Regions from separate parts of the Homo sapiens genome. Here region 1 is linked to region 2. Evidence: read pairs that join two places in POLR2A ChIA-PET (ENCODE). Cell type or tissue: GM12878. All regions are shown on one strand. Links, peaks and the distances in the headings refer to the core of each region. The heading gives the core; the rest is flanking DNA.

The links. Peaks named below come from ENCODE experiments on the same cell type or tissue, not always from the same donor. Only the 100,000 strongest peaks of a DNase experiment are listed, where the experiment ranks them.
Region 1: POLR2A ChIA-PET joins it to region 2 with 6 read pairs; 11 of 35 experiments call an interaction of 5 or more read pairs at or near these places.

Annotation. Positions count from the first base shown.
Region 1 is chr20:36,835,615-36,847,652 of GRCh38, forward strand. MTCL2 (microtubule crosslinking factor 2) reads right to left here. Exons shown (of 15, transcript NM_080627.4): 2 at 3,603-3,827. Among named protein-coding and RNA genes, the nearest start is that of MTCL2, 22 kb to the right of the region's middle. RefSeq lists a silencer at 89-378 and enhancers at 6,046-6,105, 10,317-10,466, 10,637-10,686. In GM12878, for the core only: a CTCF peak has its summit at 7,695; DNase peaks (open chromatin) are centred at 6,520 and 7,887; H3K4me3 peaks cover 313 bases; H3K27ac peaks cover 4,708 bases.
Region 2 is chr20:36,591,529-36,599,528 of GRCh38, forward strand. TGIF2 (TGFB induced factor homeobox 2) reads left to right here. Exons shown (of 3, transcript NM_021809.7): 3 at 1-2,422. The region is part of intron 2 of TGIF2-RAB5IF (TGIF2-RAB5IF readthrough); the gene reads left to right. Among named protein-coding and RNA genes, the nearest start is that of RAB5IF, 10 kb to the right of the region's middle. RefSeq lists enhancers at 1-879, 4,191-4,560. In GM12878, for the core only: a CTCF peak has its summit at 1,024 (motif pointing left); DNase peaks (open chromatin) are centred at 2,763, 3,353 and 4,383; H3K4me3 peaks cover 1,715 bases; H3K27ac peaks cover 3,915 bases.

The DNA of each region.
Region 1 (12,038 bases), core at 2,495-10,494, 250 kb after region 2:
TCCCAAAACCCCCCAGAACGACCCCAGCACATGGGGCTCAGGGTGGTGGCCAGAGGTGTCCATCCAGCTCAGGCCCCAGGCCCGCAGATGAGCTCAGCGCTCCAGCTGCAGCGTGGGGAGAGGAGGGAGGGAAGGGCAAGAGGGATGCTGATTGGCTAATTCAAACCCCAACAGAAACGGCCCCTCCTCTCCGCCCAGACTCCGGAGAGCCACACACCCGCTCCCCACACCCGCCTCCCCGCCGCCGCCGCCGCTGCTCTAGCTCCACCCACGGAGGCGCCGCAGCCGGCAGCTAGCTCCAGGTCCCAGCCTCTCCTCCGCCTCTTCCTCATCTTTCTGAAGTCTGACATTTTTTTGTGTCCCTCCCAGAAATCCTCCACTATATGCCCAAACGCAGATTCCTCTGAGCTTCTCCAGCTATTCCCTCCCCCTCCCCATCTCCTCCCTACTGCCTTCCCCCACCACCCCCCACCCCTCCCAACCCAGTGATTGGAATCTGAATATGCCCGGGAGCTGCCCTGTCAAGTAGAGGTACGCTTTGAACTTGGAAACTAACTCATTCTTTTTTTTCTTTTAGAGAGAGACCTTGTCGCTCTGTCGCCCAGGCTGGAGTGCAGTGCTGCAATCATAGCTCACTGAAACCTTTAACTCCTGGACTCAAGCAATCCTCTGGCCTTGGCCTCCCATATAGCTGGGACTATAGGCACTTGCCACCACGCCCAGCTAATTTTTTTTTTTTTTTTTTTTTTTTTTGAGACAGAGTTTCACTCTGTCACCCAGGCTGGACTGCAATGGTGTGAGCTCACTGCAACCTCGGCCTCCCAGGTTCAAGCGATTCATCTGCCTCAGCCTCCTGAGTAGCTGGGAGTACAGGCGTGTACCACCACACCCGGCTCATTTTGTATTTTTAGTAGAGCCGGGGTTTCACCATGTTGGCCAGGCTGGTCTCGAACTCCTGACCTCAGGTGATCCATCCGCCTCGGCCTGCCAAAGTGCTAGGATTACAGGTGTGAGCCACCACCCCCAGCCTCTGCTAATTTTTTTTATTTTTTTGTAGAGATAGGGTCTTGCTATGTTGCCCAGCCTGATTTCCAACTATTGGCCTCTAGCGATCCTCCCACTTCAGCCTCCCAAAGCGCTGGGATTCTGGGATTACAGGCATGAGCCTCCACCTCTGGCGGAGACACAACCATTGGTTGCCTCATGTGTAGGACAGCACTACAATCCCATTGTGCACCAACAAGACCACAGGGGGCGCCAGCAGCTTCCTGGAACAGGCACTCCTGTTTACCTCCCCTGGTTCTGCTGGCCTTTGAAACCATGGCTCTCCCTGGTCCCTTAACAAAGGTTTTTCTTTTATATTCCACTGGAAAGGCTATAGGGCTTGAGTTTGCCAGTGTCTTCCAACAGAAGGGACTTCTCCCCAGGTAAGTGTGTGGCTGACTCGCATCCTGCCGCTCCCCTGGGTCCTCACAGGAGCCATCTTCTGCCACCTTCCTCTTTCCCCCTTCCTGGCTCAGGCCCACTTCTCCCTTGGGCCTTCACTCAGAAGTCACCCCTGCAGGAAGCCTCCCTAGGGCCCCATCCCAGCTCCTCGTGTCACCAGATCACACTGGGCTGAGTTCTGAGGGCAGAGGGCCGGGCCTGGGGGCCCTGGAGTTCTCACCACCAGACCAGAGCTTCCGAAGACAGGCAGGGGGACATCCCACCTGCCAACCTCCCACCCACCCTTCCCCTGCTTCCTGAAGCAGAGAGCAGTGAGGCCAAGCTGGAGGCTTGGGAGGCTCATGAGCCTGGGCTCTGCCACCAACACACTGAGCGCCCCTTGACCTTCGGCAGGTATTGCTTTTCTCTGAACCTCAGATTCTTCATCAAGAAAATGGAAATAATGATAGCTAACATTTTTGAGTCCTTATGCTGGCATTTTACCCACATTATTATTATTATTATTATTATTATTATTATTATTATTATTATTTTTGAGACGGAGTCTCACTCTGTCACCCTGGCTGGAGTGCAGTGGCGCGATCTCAGCTCACTGCAACCTCCGCCTCCCGGGTTCAAGCGATTCTCCTGTCTCAGCCCCTGAGTAGCTGGGATTACAGGCGGGAACCACCACACTCGGCTAATTTGTGTATTTTTAGTAGAGATGGGGTTTCACCATGTTGGCCAGGCTGGTCTCGAACTCCTGACCTCAGGTGATCTGCCCGCCTCGGCCTCCCAAAGTGCTGGGATTACAGGCATGAGCCACTGTGCCCAGCCCGCATTATTTCATTTAATCCTCATATAACCCTGTGAGATAGAGATTGCTGCAAACCCATTTTACAGATGAGGACACTGAAATTGATGACTTTGCTCAAAATAATAAAGTTCAGGTATATTGGAGCCAAGATTTAAACCAGCCTTGACCAACTCTAGGCCTTCACTACTTCTCTTTGTTTTTTTTTTTTTGAGACGGAGTCTCGCTCTGTCGCCCAGGCTGGAGTGCAGTGGTGACACGATCTTGGCTCACTGCAAGCTCCGCCTCGTGGGTTCACGCCATTCTCCTGCCTCAGCCTCCCGAGTAGCTGGGACTACACATGCCTGCCACCACACCTGGCTAATTTTTTGTGTTTTCAGTAGAGACAGGGTTTCACTGTATTAGCCAGGATGGTCTCGAGGCCTTCACTACTTTTCATTAGCATAATTAAGGAACCTCTGCCTGACACCGTGGCTCATCCTTGTAATCCCAGCACTTTGGGAGGCCAAGGCAGGAGGATCACTTGAGCCCAGAAGTTTGAGACCAGCCTGGGCAACATAATGAGACCCCATCTCTACAACATATAGAAAAATTAGCCAGGTGTGGTGGTGTGTGCCTGTAGTCCCAGCTACTCAGGAAGCTGAGGTGGGGGTAGCCCAGGAGGTGGAGGCTACAGTGAGCTATGATCACATCACTGCCTGATACCTAGGCAACAGAGCAAGACCTTGTCTCTAAAAAAACAAGAAGAAAAAGAAACCCCCATGGAACTGTGCGGGGACAATTAGAGGCTAGCACCAGGTGGTGGTTGATACTCAATAAACAGTAGCTTCTCAGCCAGGCGCAGTGGCTCATGCCTGTAACCCCAGCACTTTGGGAGGCCAAGGTGGGCAGATCACCTGAGGTCAGGAGTTCGAAACCAGGCTGGCCAACATGGTGAAACCCTGTCTCTACTAAAAATACAAAAATTAGCCGGGTGTGGTGGCAGGTGCCTGTAATCCCAGCTACTTGGGAGGCTGAGGCAAGAGAAATCGCTTGATCCCGGGAGGCAGAAGTTGCAGTGAGCTGAGATCGCGCCATTGCATTCCAGCCTGGGCAACAAGAGAGAAACTCTGTCTCAAAGGAAAAAAAAAAAACAGTAGCTGCTGCTAGTAGGAAGGATTCATATTATGATATCATTTTGGGATACCCTTGATAGAAGCCCTGTGGGTTCACCAGGAATTCCTACTTAGATGAGGAAACTGAGGCCCAGAGAGGTGGTAGAACTTGGCCATGGACACACGGAAATGAGATGCAAGGCCAACCTGGGCCCCACTTAGACTTGTGGTCCCATCCCAGCAACAAGGGCACCCGAGCCCAGGCTGACCTTGACATCCTGCTCCAGACCACGGATAAGCTCGCCGTCCACCTGGCCGGTCTGGGCGGCACGGAGACTGCGGCGCTCGGCTTTGCGCAGCCGGTACTGCAGGATGCGGCAGGTCTTGCTGGCCTGGTCCAGCTGCTGTCGCAGCTCCTGCAGCTGATACACGTCCTCCTCCATATAGACGTCCCGCATCTCCAGCATCTCGGCCCGCAGCTCCTCAATCTCGTCCTGCGGAGGGAAGGAAGAGTCAGGTCACTGGGCCCACAGTAGCAGCTAGGAGGCCGGAGTACTGGCCACACCTAGGACTGAATGAAGCACCGTGGGGGACCTGGATGTGGCAGGCTGAATGACAGACCTCCAAAGACGTCCATGTTCACATTCCCAGGATCTGTGAATGTTGCCTTACATGGCAAAAGAGACTTTGCAAATATGAGTAAATTAAGGATCCCAAGACAGGGAAACAGAAGCAGAGGCTGGAGTGAGATGCTTTGATGTTGGAGGAAGGGGCTGTGATGACGGAGGAAGGGGGTGCCTCTCAAGGCAAGGAAAAGGTTTCTCCCCTGGAGCCTTCCCGAGGAATGCAGCCCTGCCCAAACCTTGATTTCTAGACCTTTGACCTCCAGGATCAGAAGATAATAATCTGGTGTTCATTTTTTTGTTGTTTTTGAGACGGAGTCTCACTCTGTTGCCCAGGCTGGAGTGTAGTGGCACAATCTCAGCTCACTGCAACCTCCTCCTCCCTACTTCAAGCGATTCTCCCTGCCTTAGCCTCCCAAGTAGTTGGGATTACAGGTGCCCACCACCACACCCAGCTGATTTTTTATATTTTTAGTGGAGACGGGGTTTCACCATGTTGGCCAGGTTGGTCTTGAACTCCTGACCTCAAGCGATCTGCCCGCCTTGGCCTCCCAAAGTGCTGGGAACAGGTATGAGCCACCCTGCCCAGCCTGGTGTTTTTTTTTTTTTTTTGAGACGGAGTCTCGCTCTGTCGCCCAGGCTGGAGTGCAGTGGCGCTATCTCGGCTCACTGCAAACTCCCCCTCCTGGGTTCACGCCATTCTCCCGCCTCAGCCTCCTGAGTAGCTGGGACTACAGGCACCCGCCACCACGCCTGGCTAATTTTTTTTTTTTATTTTTAGTAGAGACGGGGTTTCACCGTGTTAGCCAGGATGGTCTCCATCTCCTGACCTCGTAATCAGCCTGCCTCGGCCTCCCAAATTGCTGGGATTACAGGCATGAGCCACCGTGCCCTTGGCCTGGTGTTCTTTTAAGCCACTAAATTTGTAGTGATTTGTTACAGAAGCAACAGGAACACACTGGGGAAGCAGGAGAGGCCATTTAAGAAACATGGATGAGGTTGGGCACGGTGGCTCATGCCTGTAATCCCAGAACTTTGGGAGGCTGAGATGGGCGGATCACGAGGTTGGATCAAGACCATCCTGGCTAACATGGTGAAAATCCGTCTCTATTAAAAATACAAAAAATTAGCTGGGCATGGTGGCGGGTGCCTGTAGTCCCAGCTACTCGGGAGGCTGAGGCAGGAGAATGGCGTGAACCCAGGAGGCGGAGCTTGCAGTGAGCCGAGATCGCACCACTGCACCCCAGCCTGGGCGACAGAGCGAGACTCCGTCTCAAAAAAAAAGAAACATGGATGAGCATCAACTATGTACGTCCTAGGTAGGCCCTGTGCTAAGCGCAGGGGCAGGGAGGGACAATGGGGTGGGTCCAGCCCCTTCTATATACTCTGTATGGAGCCCCAAGCTTCACCAGGAAGATACACAGTAAACCAGAAAATAATAATAACAAAAGACACCTGGCTGGGCGCAGTGGCTCGCACCTCTAATCCCGGCACTTTGGGAGGCCGAGGTGGGTGGATCATTTGAGGTCAGGAGTTTGAGACCAGCCTGGCCAACATGGTGAAACCCTGTCTCTACTAAAAATACAAAAAAAAAAAAAAAAAAAAAAAAAAAATGAGCCCAGCGTGGTGGTTCACGCCTGTAATCCCAGCTACTCGGGAGGCCGAGGCATGAGAATCACTTGAACCTAGGAGGCAGAGGATGCAGTGAGCCGAGATTGCACCATTGGGTGACAGAGTGAGACCCTATCTCCAAGAAAAAAAAACAAAAACAAACCTCAGATACTGTTAAGTGCTATAAAGACAAAGCCAAAATGAAACCAAACAACATGAGTTATATGATAGGGTGAGGGGGGGTGCTATGTTAGGGGACATGATCAGGGAGGCCATCTCTACAAAAGAGACATTTGAGCTGAGACAAGAAGGAACAGCCGAGAAAGCTAGGGGGAGAGGTTATTCCAGGCAGAGGGAACAGTGTGTGCCAAGGCTCAGAGGCAGGAAAGAGCTCAGTGTGTCAAGGTACAGCAAGGAGGCCAGGGCAGCTACTGGGTTAATTTGAGGCTGAGGAAACTGACAGGAGTCAACCACATGGTACTGTGAAGGGCCAAATAGAATTTGGGTTTGGGATTTGTTTGCTTGCTTTTGTTTTGAGATGGGGTCTCACTCTGTCACCCAGGCTGGAGTGCGGTGGCAAAATCTCAGCTCGCTGCAACCTCTGCCTCCCAGGCTCAAGCCACCCTCCCACCTTAGCCTCCCAAGTAGTTGGGACCAAAGACACACAACCCCACATCGGGGGTGGGGGGTGGGGTGTGTGTGTGTGTGTGTGTGTGTGTGTGTGTGTGTGTGTGTGTATACAGGGTTTTGCCATGTTGCCCAGGTTGCTCATGAACTGAGCTCAAGCAATCTGCCTAGCTCAGCATCCCAAAGTGCTGGGATTACAGGCATAAGCCACCATGCCTGGCCTGGGTTTGGGTTTTAAGCAGAGAGGGTAAGAGTATGACCTCACTTCCTGAAGGCAGCTTCTGCTACCGCTGTCATCAGCTTCCAGCTGTTCCTCACTTCTCCTTTGTAATCATTATTAGCAAATTTGCAATTCTATGTTTAATAGTTTGTCTCCCAGCCAAACCATGAGTGCCTGGAGGCAACCCCATTTGGCCTAGCAGGTGGTAGCCTCCCAACAAATATTAACTGAATGGATGCATGCATGTTTAGTCAGGTCAAAAACAACAAAAAAGACATACGAATGTGCAACAATCATTAGATACTAAGTGTAAGGGGGAGGGAAGTAGAATTACGCAGAAGAAATGCATAATTATTATGTCTCATACAAATGTGAAAACCTAGTCACAAATGGGAATGATAATACCTACTCTTAATGTGACCGAATGATTTAAATAAGATTGTATACTAAGAAGGGAAACTGGCCAGGTGCGGTGGCTCACGCCTGTAATCCCAGCGCTTTGGGAGGCCAAGGCGGTCAGATCGCCTGAGGCCAGGAGTTCAAGACCAGCCTGGCCAACATGGTGAAATCCCGTCTCTACTAAAAATACAAAAATTAGCCAGGCATGGTGGTGGGCACCTGTAATCCCAGCTACTCGGGAGGCTGAAGCAGGAGAATCATTTGAACCTGGGAGGCAGAGGTTGCAGTGACCCAAGATCATACCACTGCACTCCAGCCTGGGCAGCAGAGCGAGCCTCTGTCTCACAAAATAAAAAAAAAGAGAAACAGAGTCACCAGGGATGAATGACCTGCTAAAGGCATCCCTGAGGAGCCAGGGGAAGCACCGAGGATGGCAGTGATGGAAGCAGGGGTGGGGGGTCCAAGGGGCAAGAAGGCCTCTGTGGGCCCTGGAGAGGGCAGATCTGGAGAGCCGGATTCCTCAGCTCTCCCTACCCGTCTTTCCCCAAAGAAAACGGAAAGGAAGGGACTGGGAAGTGGGGTCTCGTATTCCTCCCTCCTCATGCTGCCACTGGGAGGAGGGAGTGTCCACTCTGCTCCCGTCAGAGGGACACCTCTGGCTTCTGTCCGAGCACCCCTCACCACACCCTCGCTGGGGCTGGGAGGAAGGGGGATCTGATTTTGTGCCTGTGAAAGGAACAAACATGGGGTTCTCTCTCTTCACTCCTGCCTGCCCAGATGGGGAGGACTGCTCTGCTCTTCCAATGGTCAGCCTGGTAGGATGGCTCCCTGTGAGGAAGGGGGTACGACTGGGGTTGCCAGCGCCCCCTGAGGCTGGATGGATTTAACTCAGAGTCAGGGTTAGGGAGCCCTGCCCTCCAGGCCAGTTCTCACAAGCTCGAGAGGTTTTCCTGCCCATCGGTTTGACTCCTGGGGCTGCAGAGAACAGTCACTTTGCCAGCCCCCCACCCCCACCTCCACCCTCATAGACTCACCACCCCACCAGCATACCACGTGGACAGAACCAGAGTGGAGAGGAGGAAGTGGAACAGTAAATGATCACACCAGTTAAAAAAATGAGGAAGTGAAGGATCCACGCGCTGTTTCAGGCAGCCGGTGAAGGAAGCATGAAGGAAAGATCACTCAGGAAGTGCAAGCCGGTAGGCTAGGCCAGCCTCCAGATGGATCTGTGTTCAAATCCTAGCCATGCCGGTTACCAGCACCTCACTTATTATCTCTAGAAAGTTAAAATGACAGGATATGGTGATGGAAAGAATAGGAGGGTCTAAGTGGACCCCAAGCTCAGGTTGAACCAAGGGGAAATGCACACAACCCTATGATGCTGGGCTACATTAACAAATGCATGACATTTAGATCATGGGAGGTAACATCTCTTACACAAGATCACACCCAGAGCACTAGAGTCATTTTTGGAAATCATTTTTTTTAACTTTTAAATGACTGATTTTCTTATTTATAAAACAGGCCAGGTCGGGCACGATGGCTCACGCCTGTAATCCCAGCACTTTGGGAGGCCAAGGCCGGCAGATCACGATGTCAGGAGTTTGAGACCAGCCTGGCCAACATGGTGAAACCCCATCTCTACTAAAAATATAAGAATTAGCCGGGCGTGGTGGTGCACGCCTGTAATCCCAGCTATTCAGGAGGCTGAGGCAGGAGAATTGCTTGAACCCAGGAGGCGGAGGTTGCAGTGAGCTGAGATCATGCCACTGCACTCCAGCCTGGGTAACAGAGCGAGACTCTGTCTCAGAAAAAAATAAAATAAAATAAAATAAAATAAAGCACTGGCAGGGCACAGTGGCTCACCCCTGTAACCCCAGCACTCTGAGAGGCTGAGGCAGGAGGATCACTTGAGCCCAGGAGTTGAAGACCAGCCTGGGCAACACAGTAAGACCTCATCTCTACAAAAAAAAAATAATAATAATAATAATAATAACAACAATAATAATAATGTATTACATCCAAATAGGCCGTGACTTTAAAAATGGCTATCATTGGCCAGGTGCGGTGGCTCATGCCTGTAATCCCAGCACTTTGGGAGGCTGAGGTGGATGGATTACCTGGTCTGGTAGTGCACCTGTGGCCCCAGCTACTTGGGAGGCTGGGGTGGGAGGATTGTTTGAGCCCAGGAGGTTGGGGTTCTGTTGAACTATGATTGCACCACTGCACTCCAGCCTGGGTAACAGAGCAAGAACCTGTCTCTAAAAGTAAAACATGATCATAGAGACAGTTTTGAAAATAGAGAAAACAGGCCAGGTGCAGTGGCTCACGCCTGTAATCCCAGCACTATGGGGAGACCGAGGCGGGCGGACCATTTGAGGTCAGGAGTTCGAGACCAGCCTGGGCAACTTGGTGAAACCCTGTCTTTACTAAAAATATAAAATTAGCCAGGCATGGTGGCAGGTGCCTGTAATACCAGCTACTAAGGCAGGAGAATTGCTTGAACCCAGGAGATGGACATTGCAGTGAGCTGAGATCACACCACTGCACTCCACCCTGGGTGACAGAGCAAGATTCTGTCTCAAAAAAAAAAAAAAAAGAAGAAGAAGAAGAAGAAAAGAAAAAGAAAACATAATCCATGCATAATTACAATACCTGAATTACAGTGGCTCTCAAAGTGCAGTTCCTGGACCAGTAACATCAGCATCACTGGTGAATTTGTGAGAAATTCTCATGTCCCAACCCAGACTTGCTGAATCAGAAACTCCTAGGGTGAGCCCCCCAAGGGATTCTGATGAAGGGCGTTTCCTTCTAGTTATTTCCCCCCCTAAAAGGGCAAGAGTCAGGTCTCTGAGCACAAGTCCCCATGCCAGGGCCTGACACAGAGCAGGATCTCAGCAAGCATCCTTTGAATAAGTGAATGAATGAATGATAGTTCTCACATGAGCAGCTGTCTCCCCAAGGCCTGCCCTTCACCACAGTCAATTTGTGACAGCCCAAGATGTTGCATTCACGCCAGTTCCATCTCTCCAGGGGGGCCTAGGCCTCTCAGGGGGCTAGTCCCAGCTGCAGGCAGAATGCCCGTTAGCCCCTGCTGGCACGGCCCCACGTGAGAGGGTGAGCTGACAAAGGCAGGCTTGTGGCCCCAGGCTGGGTCTGCAGGGACGTGGGCGGGAGAGGCTGGCGAATGCAGGACTTAGGCAGGGGCGCTGGGCTTTCCGGGCCCGAGGTGGGGCTAGGAGAGGTGCTGCTGGGGCTTGGGGAGGGGACCCAGAGGGCAGGCCTTTGTTCTGTTCCAGAGGTTCACAGTCCTCAGGGAGCCTAAGAATGTTCTGGGGCTCTGTGGTCATGCAGTCTGGGCCTCCATCCCAGGAGAGCTCTCCAGTGACAGATCCAACTGAAGGAGCTGGGGGTGGGGGGCCCTGGGAGGTGGGGGTGAGGAGCACAGGCTTCCCAGCTCCTTCACAGACAGCTCAGTGGTTCTGAAGAGCCTCTCCCAGCTCCCAGACCCCCTAACTGTGTGGAAGTGGGGAGGGAGAGGCCCAGCTCCACTGGACTCAGTAGGCCTCGTGGCTATGGAACAAAGTTGTAGACATGGTGAAACCTTGTCTCTACTAAAAATATAAAAATTAGCCAGCTGTGGTGGCTCACGACTGTAATCCCAGCTGTTTGGGAGGCTGAGGCAAGAGAATTGCTTGAATTTGGGAGGCAGAGGTTGTAGTGAGCCAAGATCGCACCACTGCACTCCGGCCTGGGCAACAGAGCGAGACTGTGTCTCAAAAAAAAAAAAAAAATCCCCTCAACACCACTGGGGAAACCCCAAGCCTCATCCTCTGCCAGACAACAAAAGGGCACAGTGCCTGGTAGTGCCCACCTCAGAGCCTTGGGGCCCCTGACCCTCAGCCCCACCACGGCCTGGCCACCTCCTTCAAGTTGACCTCTTCACCTTAAAGGCTACTCTTGAAGCTAACCCAGATTTTTTAGCTGGACTAGAAACGGGGAATAGGAGCATGGGGGAGGATGGGGGACCAGGGCACCCACACTGCTGCCAGGATAGGCAGTGCTTCCCTTTCTAGAGAATGCTTTTTTGCTCTGATTACAGTTAATAGCTGTTTTTGGAGAAAATCTGAAGAAGGTAGACGGCTTTCTATCTCTTCCACCGGTTCTCACCAGCTTCTGCAGTAGGTCCAAGTCCCCTTACCGGGTCCTGAGCCAGCCCCTGGTCTCCTCCCTACTCCCGCCTTACCCCAGCCCTCCAGCGTCCAAATAGGCTGTGACTTTAGAAATGGCTACCATTGGCCAGGCACGGCGGCTCACGCCTGTAATCCCAGCACTTTGGGAGGCCGAGGCGGATGGATTACCTGAGGTCAGGAGTTTGAGACTTGCCTGACCAACATGGTGAAACCCCATCTCTACAAAAAAATACAAAAAAATTAGCCAGGCTTGGTGGCGTGTGCCTGTAATCCCAGCTACTCGGGAGGCTGAGGCAGGAGAATCGCTTGAAACCCAGAGGCAGAGGTTGCAGTGAGCTGAGATTGCAACAATGCACTCCAGCCTGGGCGACAGAGACAGACTGTTTCAACAAACAAAACACGGCTACCACCTATTAGGAGGCTCACTAATTACCAGGCCCCCGCACAGGCAGTACGTGCATTATCAGTTGACAGTTTAATCCTCTTACCGACCCTGTGAGGTAGGTGCTGAAAACGTTCCTGTTTTGCAGATGAGGAGACGAGGCTCAGAAGCTTCGCAGAGCTGCTTGAGCAAGGGACCTGCGGGGCTGGATTCCAAACAAGCCACGTGGCCCTGGGTCAGTGCGTCATAACTGTGCTCTTCCAATTTGTTCAGCTATTCCCTCTGCTAGAACGGCCTTTGCCAGGCTGACTCCTGACTATCTCATCCTTCCAGAACATTTCCTTCCCAGACTCTGATTCAAACCCCACACTCTGAAATCTATGGTCCGTTGTGCTGGTAATTTTAGGTTGTATTTGTCTGTTTTCATGTCAATCTTCCCCAAGAGCTAGGGAGAAGGGCAGGGGCTGGTTTGTGTCTAGTCCTCAGCATCACCCAGGGCAGACCGTGGCACAGAGCAGGTACCTGTCACTGTCTATGGGTAGATGTAGGAATTAAAGAATGAGTATGGGGCCAGGCGCGGTGGCTCACGCCTGTAATCGCAACACTTTGCAGAGGCCAAAGAGGGAAGATCCCTTGAGCTCAGGAGTTTG
Region 2 (8,000 bases), core at 1-8,000:
AACATTGGGATCATCTCCTCTGTCCAGAGGTCTTCAACAGGAAGATGCCAGCTGGCACCACTGCACTGTGATGGGGGCCCTCTCCTCTGCTGACTCTGCCGTTTCTCCAGGCCTCCGCTCAGTGATGAGACCAAGAGATCGGAGACAAGCATGGTGCTGCTGCTTCTGCTGCTTCTCCAGAAAATCCCTGGGACACCTTTGTTCCAGCCTGGTTTCCTGGGCTGGGCTCAGGAAAGCTGCCAAATTCAGTCCTATGTTGGGTCCAAGCTGCCCCTGTGCTGTTTCTGTCAAGCCAGGTGTGGACATTCCAAGTTCATATGCGTGAACAAAAGAAAAGAGGAACCCAGTGGATGTAACAGAACCGACTCCAGTTGAATGTTTAGATTTTTGCTAAACTGTTTTCTTTTTCCCTTTTTTGCTGTGGTTTGCATTCACGGCAGTAGTTAGCCCAGGTGTGGGGAACGAGAGTGCACTGCATGATAGCGTTCTGGTGAGCTGGGAAGGACCCACCACTGCCACTGAGGATTGTTTTGGAAGAAAGGAATATTTTTATCTTGGGGACCAGCTAAGTCTCTGCAGTAGTGTGAAATTCCAAATGGTTGTTTTATCATTGGTTTGGTTTACCAAAAAAAAGGCAGGGAAAAAAAAAAAAAACAACCGTATGAGCGCATTGGCTTGTCTGCCGCAGGCACAGAAGGGTAGAAAGCCACAGCAGGGGGCAGTCCAGCAGACTCTGACTCAACTTTCTAGGCACCTAGCAGAGAAAGATAAGATCAAAAGGTGTTTGGTTTTTCTTTTAATTTTTATTGTAGTTTTTTTGGGTGGGTGGGGGAAGTAAACTAGACTGAAGCGATGGATTTTTTTTTTCTTTTTTTTCTTTAGTGTTTTTCCCTTTGTTCTTGAACACTTTTGCCCTGCAGCCTCAGTTTTGAATTCTTTTAGCAACTTGGATTAGAGGGGCCCATATGTCAGAAGCTCCCAGCACCTCCTACTTGGGAGAAAAGTGAGCCATCTGCTGGTCAGGAAGTCCTCCAGAGAGGCAGCTTTTCCCACAATGGTGGCAGGAAACTTTGGGGAAAGCAGGAATGGTGTCCACTGCTGCGGAGGAACTGCCTTCAGAGAAGGTGGGGCTGGAAAAGGGTTAGAAGCCTCCTAGCTGGGATTGTCTTTGTTTCACCTTTCTTTAAATTAGAATTACAGAAGCCCCTGCCCAGTGAACAGATAACGATTGGTCTTATGCTCCTCCCTTTCCCCCATTTTTTCTTTTGCTGTTTTGTTTTTTGTTTTTTGTTTGTTTGTTTGTTTTTTTGAGACAGAGTCATGCTCTGTCACCCGGGCTGGAGTGCAGTGGTGCGATCTCAGCTCACTGTAACCTCCGCCTCCCGGGTTCAAGCAATTATTTGCCTCAGCCTCCCGAGTAGCTGGGATTATAGGCACCCGCCACCATGTCTGGCTTTTAGTAGAGACGGGGTTTCACCATCTTGGCCAGGCTGGTCTTGGAACTCCTGACCTCGTGAGCCACCACGCCCAGCCTCTTTTGCTGTTTCATTGCTGACAGTGTTCAACAATATGCCCCATCTTTATATATCCTAAGAAACACTAATCCTAGGTTATTGCTAGCCAAAATATTTTTGTCCTGAGTAGTGTCACTGGGCCAAAAGATAGATCAGGACGACAGCCTTTAGTTTTCCTGAAATCACCAGGTCAGGCACAAGGAGAAAAGGTTCCTGGATACTGACTAACTTGGGTGGGTGGATCTAGCCAGGAGAAAGACAGTAACATGTGTTCTGTACTTTCTGGGAAGATCCCTGAAGCCATCACAGAGGCTCCCCAACTTCTGAGTCGCCCATCTGTTGCTGTGGGAGTGTGAACGGATCGCTGAAGGAGAGGGAGCTTTGCTCTCTCTAGGTGGGCAAGTTTCCTGGGCTCTCTGTGTTGCCTCCCTCTGGCTTCTTCCTCCCGTGCCCTCTCCCCGTGTGCCCCAGGGGGATCAGGGATCCTCACCCTCCTGAGGCCCAGTGGGGAAGAATGAACATGGCTTCATCCAGGTTAACTGATGCTGCCATTTGCCCAGCCTCTTCCATCCCAGCCCTGTCAGTGAGCCCAGGTCTGGTGCAACTGCTGCAGGATGCCTGTAGTAGGGAACTCTGGAAGTGTATTGGGCTGAGGTGGGATTTTCCCTCCCCACAGTGCACTGAGCAATGGAGGGTGGTGAGGGAGCCATGCTGCTGAATTCTGGTTGGCATTTCCCCATTATGTAAAATGGGGTGTTGGGTAGGGCAGACTCTGCTTGGGTTTGGTTGTAAGATAAACCTGGAGGAGAAGCACAGTTGTCCCATTGAATTATTTGAGCAAAAACTACTGTAAATAACTTTTTTGTCTTTTGTCAAATAAAATTTTTTTTTGTTTTTTTAAGCAGAAACAGGGTTCTTGATTGATCCACCAGGGCTCAGGGCCCAGGCTTGAAGACAAAGCAGTCACTGGCTTCTTATTTTGCTTTACATCTTTTACTCTCCCTCTAGTAGCCAGCTGTGAGTTCTGTGCACGCTGTACCCCCATTCCCTTTCACCAGCTCCATTCTGTATCCCATTCAACTCAGGGTAAAGGGGGCATTTGCATCTCACATTGGGCCAGTCTTCCCTGGAATCAACAGTTAAGCTCTGGGGTTGCTAAGTGGTGAGGATGTAACCTTGAGGAACTGGCAACTTTGTCCTCCCCCTCTCTCGGTAAGAAACAAGCATGACTGCAGTGTGAACCCGGCACAGAGAGAAGCAGCTATGAGATGGAAGCTCCAGTCATGTCTGAAACCAGGACCACCTGTAAACTTCTCTATTATGTAAGCTAGTGAATTCCCCTTTTTGCTTAAACTAGCTGTTAATACGTTTCTGCCATACTGAAATGACAATACACTAACTGCAGCCCAAACTATAAAAACCAAGGTCTGCAACAGTGGGAAACTGAGTTTGGTTGAGTGTGCCTGGGTCTGGGTCTGTGCTATGTTCAGTCTCTTTTTTTTTTTTTTTTTTTTGAAACGGAGTCTCTCTCTCTTGCTAGGCTGGAGTGCAGTGGCACAATCTTGGCTCACTGCAACCTCCGCCTCCCAGGTTCAAGTGATTCTCCTACCTCAGCCTCCCAAATAGCTGGGACTACAGGAGTGCGCCACCATGCCCGGCTAATTTTTTGTATTTTTTAGTAGAGACGGGGTTTCACCGTGTTGGCCAGGATGATCTCGATCTCCTGACCTCGTGATCCACCCACCTCGGCCTCCCAAAGTGCTGCAATTACAGGCGTGAGTCACTGTGCCCAGCCCCAATTTCTTAATTTTTGTACACACACACATGAAAGTGAGATGCCCTAGGTAAAGAAACTGAGTGGGCTGTGGCTTGTGCCTACAGTCCCAGCTACTCCAAGGCTGAGGCTGGAGGATCACTTAAGCCTGGGAGTTTGAGGCTGCAATGAGCTGTGATTGGACCACTGCACTCCAGCCTGGGTGACTGAATGAGACCCCAAGACCCCATCGTTTTTTTAATTTTTTTTTATTCTAAAAAAAAAGAGAAACTGAGTAGGGATTTCAGATACTTGCCTGAACTCATATAGCCCATATAAATATGGAGCTCGAATTCAAATTCAAGTCTGTTTTCCTTCAGGGTCACTCAGGTCTGCCCAGAACCTACCTGAAGTAATATAGTGGTCACTTACTAACATAGTATCATCTAGCTGTCTAGAACAGTGCTGTGGGCTCAGCACAAGAAGTTTCTTCTGTGAATGAAATCTTGGTGGTCTCTCCTACAGGTCACTCTCCTTCAGGAATTTGGAGAGAGAGCCTCCCCACTCAAGTTTCCCAGATTAAAGAGCCTCAGCTCCCTCAGCCATTCACCCAAGGTCCTGATTTTCCCCCATTTCTCTCTCAGTATCTCTCAAACTGCACACTTGGCCCTGGAGCTCAGCAGAATAGGCACATGCTGTTACAGCTTTTCAAAGTAAGTTTAATATTCAATTCACATCGGCCGGGCGTGGTGGCTCATGCTTGTAATTCCAGCATTTTGGGAGGCTGAGGCGGGCAGATCACTTTTGAGGTCAGGAGTTCAAGACCAGCCTAGCCAACATGGTGAAACCCCGTCTCTACTAAAAATACAAAAATTGGTGGGGTGGGAATGGCGCACCCCTGTAATCCCAGCTACTCGGGAGGCTGAGGCAGGAGAATCGCTTGAACCCTGGAGGCGGAGGTTGCAGTGAGCCGAGATCATGCCACTGCACTCCAGCCTGGGCGACAGAGCGAGACTGTCTCAAAAAAAAATAAAAGGAACTGAAACCAAAAGTGTCTTCTGCATCAAGCTTCAAATGAGCCCTGGAGTGAGCAAGCACTCTAGATAATGAAAGTGAACTGCGGGATAATGTGGCTAGGGCCCCTCCTGTGACGCTGGGAACATGATCTAAGGACATCCACCTTTTTTATTAGAGTCTCATTCAGGAAACAGCTTTTAAATGTATCTGCCCTGGTCGTGAATACCCGCTGTCTCTTTGGGCTGGCTATGTATAGCCTGGCCGCCTCTCTATACCCTTGTTCTTTTTTTTTTGAGACAGATTCTTGCTCTGTCGCCCAGGCTTGAGTGCAGCAGTGCAATCTCGGCTCACTGCAACCTCCGTCTCCTGGGTTCAAGTGATTCTCCTGTCTCAGCCTCCTGAGTAGCTGGGATTACACGCACGCACCACCACCCCTGGCTAATTTTTGTATTTTAAGTAGAGACGGGGTTTCACCATGTTGGTCAGGCTGGTCTCAAACTCCTGACCTCATGATCCGCCTGCCTCAGCCTCCCAAAGTGCTGGGATTACAGACGTGAGCCACCGCACTCAGCCTATACCCTTGTTCTTAATAGGGCTAAGATGATGCTTCAAGCTTTTGGGTATCGATTTTGGACTTTGCATTAATATTTTTTTTGTTTTGTTTTGTTTAAAAAGGTGGCCGGGTGGCGTGGTGGTGCATGCTTGTAGTCCCTGCTACTTGGGAGGCTGAGGCAGAAGAATCACTTGAACCAGGGAGGCGGAGGTTGCAGTGAGCTGAGATGGCGCCGCTGCACTCCAGCCTGGCCGACAGAGTGAGACTCTGTCTCAAAAATAAAATAAAATAAAATAAAGGTAATGGTAGTGATTGGTGGGGAGGGGATCTGCCATCCTCTAGATGGGTGGTCAGGGAAGTCCTCTTCCTTTCCACTGTTTTTGAATGGTAGTTTCTCCATGGCCCCCAGGCTTAGAACCTTTTTTTTTTTTTTTTTTTTTTTTTTTGCCTCAACTTAGCCCTAGGAATAAGCATCTCTGGGGTAAGACTGAGGACTCTGGATTTTAAAAGTACAGTCTAGCTTGAAAGCTGCTACATGGGCTGGGCACGGTGGCTCATACGTGTAATCCCAGCTCTTTGGGAGGCCAAGGCTGGTAGATCACGAGGTCAGGAGTTCGAGACCAGCCTGGCCAAGATGGTGAAACCCCATCTCTACTAAAATTACAAAAATTAGCCTGGCGCGGTGGCAGGCACCTGTAATCCCAGCTACTCGGGAGGCTGAGGCAGGAGAATCGCTTGAACCCGGGAGGCAGAGGTTGGAGTGAGCCGAGATCGCACCACTGTACTCTAGCCTGGGTGACAAGGCAAAACTCCGTCTCAAAAAAAAAAAAAAGAAAAGAAAGCTGCTACATGAAAACTCCATATGGCAGAGGCCAGGTCTGCCTTGTATGGCTGTATCCTTGCTATGTTATGCACTAGAGCTGCAGAGGATAAGGTGTGGCACTCGAAGGATGCAGAAATAACCATCACTGCTGTCAGTGTTACTGATTTCAAAGGCATTTCTCTATGACCCAAGCCTGGTTTCAAATTCTTGGTCTGTCACTGATTAGCTGTCATGACCATAGGCAAGACAGTTCACTACTCCAAACTTCAGTTTTCATCATCAATAAAGTGGGAATAGTAATACTTACCTCTTGGGAGGATGAAATAGGATAATCTATACGTTACTATCTATCCTTGCTCAGCACACAGCTGAGGGAAAAACAACCTGTAAAATAACTTACCCCATACCACACAGCTTTTAAGTGGCAGAATTGGGCCTAATTACCCAGAGAAGTAATTCTCAAGCCTAAATATCCATCAAGATCATCAGGAAAGCTTACAAAGATGCATATTCCCAGACCTCACGCCCAGAGAGTCTGGGCAGGAATCTGCATTCTTCACTGATGCCACATGAGATTCTGATGATCTTGCTCCAGAGACCTTCACCATTCATTATCAGGACACTGACCTATCCCCAGGAAACTACTGGGCTGGGAAAGTAGCAACTCTTTGTCTTTCAAAGTTACAAGATGAGAGGAAGAAGGGTCTCTGAACCATCTGACGTCTTTGCTCCCAGGAGGCTATGGTAACTTGAAGGTCAAGTGTAGCCCTACCATTTTAATTACCAAAGTAATCCACACACGATGTAGAGAAATTGCAAGTAAAGGTATAAAAAGAGAAGAGTTTAGCATAATGGTTAATGGTTAAAAGCCCAGCCAGGTTTTGGATGAAAACGAATGTAGCCAGATGCAGTGGCTTATACCTGTAATTCCATCACTTTGGAAGGCCGAGGCGGGTGGATCACCCAAGGTCAGGAGCTTGAGACCAGCCTGGCAAACGTGGCAAAACCCCATCTCTACAAAATACAAAAATTAGCTGAGCATGGTGGCAGGTGCCTGTAGTCCCAGCTACTCCGGAGGCTGAGGCAGGAGAATTGCTTGAACCCAGGAGGTGGAGGTTGCAGTGAGTTGAGATTGTCCCACTGCACTCCAGCCTGGGTGACAGAGTGAGACTGTCTCAAAAACAAAACAAAACAAATGAATGTAAAACATTTAGTGAAGTGACTGGTAGCTAGTGAGGGTTCATTAAGTGCTAGTATGACATTTATTGTGGGCCAAAAAGAAAAAAAAAGACCAGGATGCAATCTCAGACCTCCATTCCAACAACAGGTGCTCTTTCCATGGCTGATGGTTGCCCCCAGGATTTCTGATACCTGTGATCCATCAGTGCCTGTGAGGGGCCAGTCTTACCCCTCAGAATATACCTTCCTCTCCAAACCCCACTCCAAGCAGCTGGCAGTGCTATCGAGGCATTCAGCTGGGAAATAGCCCTAAGGCTGAGCTCATGTGTTCAACTAGTACTAAACAGCTACAAACTCACAAAGACAAAATTTGTCCTACTTCCAAATCTGTCTCTCCCACTTTCAAATCTGACCCTTCATCAAGTTATTTTCCAACTCAGACCACCCAAGATGTTTATTTTAACCAGACGGATTCACTGAGATTCAGCCAGGTTCCCCGCTTCCTAAGATAAGGAAAGCCTTGGGTGAAAGCAAATAGGGAACAAGTCTGAGTCCCAAAAATACCTTTTAGACAAGGGCTTCCCCTCTGGCTGCCAGCTTAGCTTTGTCTGCTCCTAGAGAGGTAAGAGGAGGAACAGGGATCAGGTTTCAGATGCCTGTTGAACTTCTAACTTCCCTTATGACCTTGGGCTACACTGCAGGATTTGAGGACCCTTCCAACTAGAACTTTCTGTGACCTCTCCCAATCCCATGCAAACATAATGGCTCTTGGAGTTACGGTCAGAGCTTCGCAATGTAATACAAACATGACCTAGAGCCGGACGCAGTGGCTCATGCCTGTAATCTCAGCACTTTGAGAGGCTGAGGTGGGCGTATCACTTGAGGTCAGGAGTTCGAGACCAGCCTGGCCAACATGATGAAACCCCGTCTCTACTAAAAATACAAAAATTAGCTGGGCATAGTGGTGGGCACCTGTAATCCCAGCTACTTGGGAGGCTGAGGAGAATCCCTTGAACCTGGGAGGTGGAGGTTGCAGTGAGCCAAGATCGTACCACTGCACTCCAACCTGGGTGACAGGGCGAGACTCTGTCTCAAAAAAAAAAAAAAAAAGAAAAAGAAAAAACAAATATGACATAAAAAAATACTGTCTAATGAGATGCT